2 separate regions of the Homo sapiens genome follow, and region 2 is linked to region 1. Evidence: chromatin loops called from intact Hi-C (ENCODE). Cell type or tissue: PC-3. All regions are shown on one strand. Each heading gives the region's core, and the rest is flanking DNA. Links, peaks and the distances in the headings are about the cores only.

Evidence for each region. Peaks named below come from ENCODE experiments on the same cell type or tissue, not always from the same donor. Only the 100,000 strongest peaks of a DNase experiment are listed, where the experiment ranks them.
Region 2: it touches region 1 in a loop (3-fold over the local background); 2 of 110 quality-filtered maps call a loop at or near these places.

The regions. Positions count from the first base shown.
Region 1 is chr18:54,678,542-54,681,471 of GRCh38, forward strand. No RefSeq gene overlaps it. Among named protein-coding and RNA genes, the nearest start is that of DYNAP, 89 kb to the left of the region's middle. In PC-3, for the core only: a CTCF peak has its summit at 1,220 (motif pointing right); a DNase peak (open chromatin) is centred at 1,220.
Region 2 is chr18:54,736,837-54,739,766 of GRCh38, forward strand. It overlaps a transcript of RAB27B not described here. Among named protein-coding and RNA genes, the nearest start is that of RAB27B, 90 kb to the right of the region's middle. In PC-3, for the core only: no CTCF peak of the experiment used is centred there; DNase peaks (open chromatin) are centred at 365 and 1,315; H3K4me3 peaks cover 289 bases; H3K27ac peaks cover 2,228 bases.

The DNA.
Region 1 (2,930 bases), core at 154-2,653:
AAACGTATGCTTTCTCTTTGTGTGGGAAAGGCCATAGGAATAAATCATGACTCTTGCGTCAAATAGCTAGGCCTGTGATGACTTAAGATCCAGGAATTGGCCAGGTGTGGTGGCTCATGCCTGTAACCCCAGCAGTTTGCGAGGCCGAGGCGGGCGGATCACGAGGTCAGGAGATCAAGACCATCCTGGCTAACATGGTGAAACCCCGTCTCTACTAAAAATACAAAAAAATTAGCCAGGCGTGGTGACGGGCGCCTGTAGTCCCAGCTACTCAGGAGGCTGAGGCAGGAGAATGGCGTGAACCCGGGAGGTGGAGCTTGCAGTAAGCCGAGATAGTGCCACTGCACTCCAGCCTGGACAACAGAGCGAGACTGTCTCAAAAAAACAGACAAGCAAATCCATGAATCACCTCATATGTTCCAAATTCATTCTATAATTGATTCAAAATTCAAGTATTGCACAGCTCAGCTAGGGCTATTGTTCTCCACAATTGTATTTGGGGTTAAAGTATTTTATGGAGTGAAACCTAAAACCACTAGGCCTCCAAAGATGTCCATGAAATATAAAAATACAGAACAACAGATGCACAGTTCTAGAAAAGTAAAAATAGGCTTGCAAAATATTAACCTATCACAAGGCAGGGATGACCAAAGCCACCATCCCTTTCTGTCCAAGGGGTCAGCTTCTTCTAGAGCAGAGCCCAATAGCCTTGGAGACTTACTACCTGATCTTTCCTCTGAAAAGTAAGCCTTAAGTTCTCAGCTTCAGATGTGATTCTAAGAAAATGTCTCAAACAAGTATTTCTAACCCTTTTCATAATTATTGCCTGCTTCCCAAGTGATAGAAAATAATCCATGAAAAGATTGGAATGGCATCTACATATTTTTCTAAGTGGGCTGTATTTGTGAATCTCCCTGTTGGTGCCTACCCTCCGCCTCACTTGCTGGATTTAACAGAGTTGGCTCTTTGCCATTGACTGTCAGAAATGCTATAAAAAACAGTAGAATGCCTGTGATGGGAAGATTGGACTGTGAGTACATCAGTCCCTCCAGACTTCCAATTAATCGTCCCAGGTTTTGGACAATATAGTTGTCTGCAGCATTGAATTACATAGCACTTATATGCAATGCTGAATAGTGCTGTTGAGCTAGGATTCCTTATGACACAGAAAATAATCTCTAAAAATCCAGACCACAAGAAAAGAAACCAACCAGTAGATGTCTCTGTGGTGCTTCAGTTGATCATGTTCTTGCACGATTAGCCACAGATGTCTGTGGGTTTGGAAATGCAATGATATGAACATTTGTACCTTTTATTTGGGGCAAGTAGGGGGAGAGACCAAGTGCCCTAGAAATATATCAAAACTCTTCAACAATAAGTTTTTTATACTTTCTGAAAATAAACCTAACATCTGCACGTCTATCTTTTTAAAAAGTGTGTTTTACTTACAAAGATAAGCAAATATGAAACTTTCAAAAAAATTTGTAAAATGTTCACATTAGTAAATTCAGAAGTGTGTATCCAGGTGAAAGAAGTTTATGCTAAGAAAAAATACTTCATTTCCTATGAAACAGTTCCAACCCCTGAATAGCAGAGGAAGTGGTTCTATGGAAGGGAACAGGACAGCAGTAAAGAATGTCCAACAGTACAGACGACTCGGAATTCTGGGGACCACTGAGAACTCATGCTTCTACCTGTTTTACCTTTTAAACATTTTCCTGCTCACCCCAGTGGTGGGCCCCTGAGATGGAGCTTGGAGCATTGAGATGCTGGGTAACTGTCCTTGGGAAAATCACATGCTACTAAAGACTCTCCCCAACCCTCTTTAGCATGTCAGGATTAAGATTTTCCGGATTTTGCTAACACTAAAGCAATCACCCTGAATTCATTTTGTAAAGAATATATTTGAAGCAAAATCATTAGAGAGAAGGATTTGCCTATCACAAGGCAGGGATGACCGAAGCCGTCATCCCTTTCTGTCAGAGCTTGCCTGCTCTCTAATAATATAAGAAAATTTTAGAAATACATGACTCACTTTAAACAACGGGTATATTTCTGCGTAATATAGACTTTTTCCTCCTTGTGAATTTATCATAGAAACAATACATATGTAAATTTAGTTAAAAATATCTGTGACAATTATCTTGTGTGGTTAAAATCTTTTTCTTCATTTAGTCAAGGGAATAATAAACCCCTAATATGTCTATTCTATAGGTGTAAATTTTTAAATCAATTTTAAATTGATATTTTTATTGAGATGATTATAGATTCACATGCAGTTGTAAGAAATAATAAAGAAAGATTCCTTGCACACTTTACCCAGTTTCTCCCAATACTATAATTTTGCAAAACTATACCAACATAAGCAAAATAGCGATACTAATACAACCCCCCAATTTTTTCAGATTTTTCCAATCTTACTTGTACTCATCTGTGTATACTTAGTATGTATGCACATGTGTATGTGTTTAGTTCCATGTAAATTTATCAAATGTGCAGTTTTGTGTATCCATCACGTACAGGAGAGATACTAAACAGGACCCTCCTGTGCTTTTGTAACTGTTCAGTTTTAATCACATCCACCTCCCTCCACCTGCCTCATAGCTCACCTCACTCCCATCAAACCTTGGCAATCATTCATTGATCCTCCATTTCTACAATGTCTTCATTTCTCAGATGTTATATGAATGGAATTATACAGCATGTAATCTTTGGAGATTGGCATTTTTGGGTCAACATAATTCCCTGGAGATTCACTCAAGTTGTTATGTATATCCGTGGTTTGTTCTTTTCATTGCTAAGTAGCATTCTGGCATATGTATATACCACAGCATGTTTAACAACTTACCTTTAGAAGGACATGTGGACAGGTTTTGCTTTCACAAAGAAAGTTGCTACAAAGATTCATAGACAAGTTTATGTATAAACTC
Region 2 (2,930 bases), core at 128-2,627, 58 kb after region 1:
CACTGCTGGAGTGTCGTATGTAATGGCAAAGTTTGAACAAATAAGCTATGTTTTGCCAAAGAGAAATGTACACTCACCCATGGGATGTAATAATGAGGAATGGGAAGTCTTAGGGACTCGAAAGAACAGTTTTTAAATGTTATTTCCTTTTGTGGCAAAAAGAAAGAGAACAAATTGGTGCAGATTATCTTCATACATCAAATTGCAACAGAAGACTGCATAAGTAAACCACCTCCAAATGACATGCTTCTCATTCACAATTGCTCAAAATGATTCTCTCTGTGGAAAAAAAAACTACTTACATAGTCATGGACTTTCCACAAAGGTCAGTTTCGAACCATATCATAGTTTACTCATTCACTGTTGACTCTCTGGGTTGTCTTATGCACACAAGGCTTCTTCCCTGGATGGGTTAAGAGTTAAATCTTGGATGGGCTTATTGACTTTAGGCATCAAGAAGAGAAAGAGGCTACTCCCTTTGTCTAGAATAACAACCACAATTTTATTGCCAAAAGTAACTCAACCTTTATTTATAGTTTCAGTTATAGGCCATCTACATTAAGATACCTAAATAACATTAAATTTGATTGCAGAGTTTTATATTAGCTAATGAGTAGATTGATCAAAATTTAATTTTGAAGTTTATCTGGTACATCTTGGCATCATCTCTCTTCCTTTCCACATATCTCTTAGGATATATTTATCCAACTCTGTTAGAAATACGTGTTGCTGGGTTTGGCATCTTTCTCGAATGTGAGCACAAAATAATCTTTGTATTTCCAGCACTTACTGCAGTGCCTGGCAAAGAGAGATGCTCAATACATGTTTATTGAAAGAATAAACAAGTGAAAAAAATGAATGTGAACATAGGAGAAAGGAGAAATCTTTAAATGACTTTTTCTCTTAAATAAATGAATTTTTCACTTCAAATGGATGTGACCATATCTAAATTATTTGACTAAATAATATTGAAGAGGCAAGATTTTTCAAACATAAGAATATCAATATAATCATTTATAATATGTTCAACTTTTATCGAACACCAACTAGGTTCAAATCAGCCATAAAAAGAGGTGTCAGACATACTTCTTGCCTTCTAGAAACTTGTGACAAAGTTGAACAAGAAAAATGTGTGCTTAAAAATGTAATGGTCAATGTAGAAAATATATGCTACCTGCTGAATGGGTACAATAAAAAAAGAGAGATGCCAGACTTCGGAAGGTAAAGAGAAATCACAGGTTTGTAAGAGAGAAGAGCCTACGTATTATACTAGACTCCTCTGATTGTTCTTAGATGACTAACCACTGAGTCATAATCTTGTCTTTCTGCATATATTTCTCATTATTTATTTTATAGCTGACTGCCTTTGAATACATTGCTTACATTTTCCACATAAGAATAACTGGAAAAGAGGAGGAAATGAATATTTGTTGATCACCCATTGATATGGTTGGGCTCCGTGTCCCCACCCAAATCTCATCTCAAATTATAATCCCCATAATCCCCATGTATTGAGGGAGGGATCTGGTGGGAGGTGACTGGATCATGGGGGTGGTTTCTCCCATGCTGTTCTCGTGATAGTGAATCAGTTCTCGTGAGATCTGATGGTTTTTTAAGTGGCGGTTTCCTCTCTTGCTGTCTCTCTCACTTGCTGCCATGTAAAACATGCCTGATTCCCCTTCCACCATGATTGTAAGTTTCCTGATGCTTCCCCACCCATGCAGAACTGTGAGTCAATTAAACCCCTTTCTTTATAAATTACCCAGTCCCAGGGAAGTTCTTTACAGCAGTGTGAAAATGGACTAATACACCTATCATATCCCAGACATTGCAATCAGATTTTTCCATAACGTACCTCTACCTTAAATCCCTTTTTAGAACATAACCACATTCATCTGTTTTTTAATTTGATCTGCACCTTTTGCTAGTTGTGGAACAAAACTTACTTGAATGTTTTTCATGAAACAATTTTGTTATAATATACTTTACCTAAAATAAGCCTCATTTATTTTAATTGTACAACTCAATGAGTCTTGAGAAATGTATATCTCTGTGTAACTATGGGTGTCTTCAAGATAGAGAATATTATCACCCCCCAAATTTCCCTGATGCTTCTTTGCAGTCAACCCTAGCCTTGGGCTGCCTTTAATATGCTATTTGTCACTGCAAGTTGATTTGCCTTCTGTGGAATTACATATAAATGCATCATACAATATGTATGCTTTTGTGTATGTCTGCTTTCACTCCATGTCATGTTTTTGAGTTTTGCTGTGTGTTGTTTCATTTTAATTTATTAGTACTCAATAGTATTCCACCATATAGAAATACTACCTTTTGGCCAGGTGTGGTGGCTCATGCCTGTAATCCCAGCACTTTGGGAGGCTGAAGCGGGTGGATCACCTGAGGTCAGGAGTTTCAGACCAGCCTGGCCAACATGGTGAAACCCCATCCCTACTAAAAATACAAAAAGTTAGCCAGGCGTGGTGGTGGGTGCCTGTAATCCCATCTACTTGGGATGCTGAGGCATAAGAATTGCTTGAACCTGGTAGGCGGAGGTTACAGTGAGCTGAGATCCTGCCATTGCACTCCAGCCTGGGCAACAAGAGCGAAACTCCATCTCAAAAAAAAAAAAAAAAAGAAAGAAAGAAATACTACCTTTTTAAAATCCATTCTCCTGTTGATGTACCCTTAAATTCTTTCTTTCTTTTTTTCTTTCTTTTTTTTTTTTGCTGCTATGAATAAAGTTGCTATGACCTTTGATCTTCAAATCTTTGTGTGGCACATTTTTATTTCTCTTGGTGAATACCTAAGAGTGGAATGGCTGAGCCACATGCTAAGTGTACATTTAGCTTTGTAAGAAGCTGCCAAATTTTATTCCAAAGTGATTGTTGCATTTTACTTTCTCCAGTACAAATAGTTTCTCCACATTC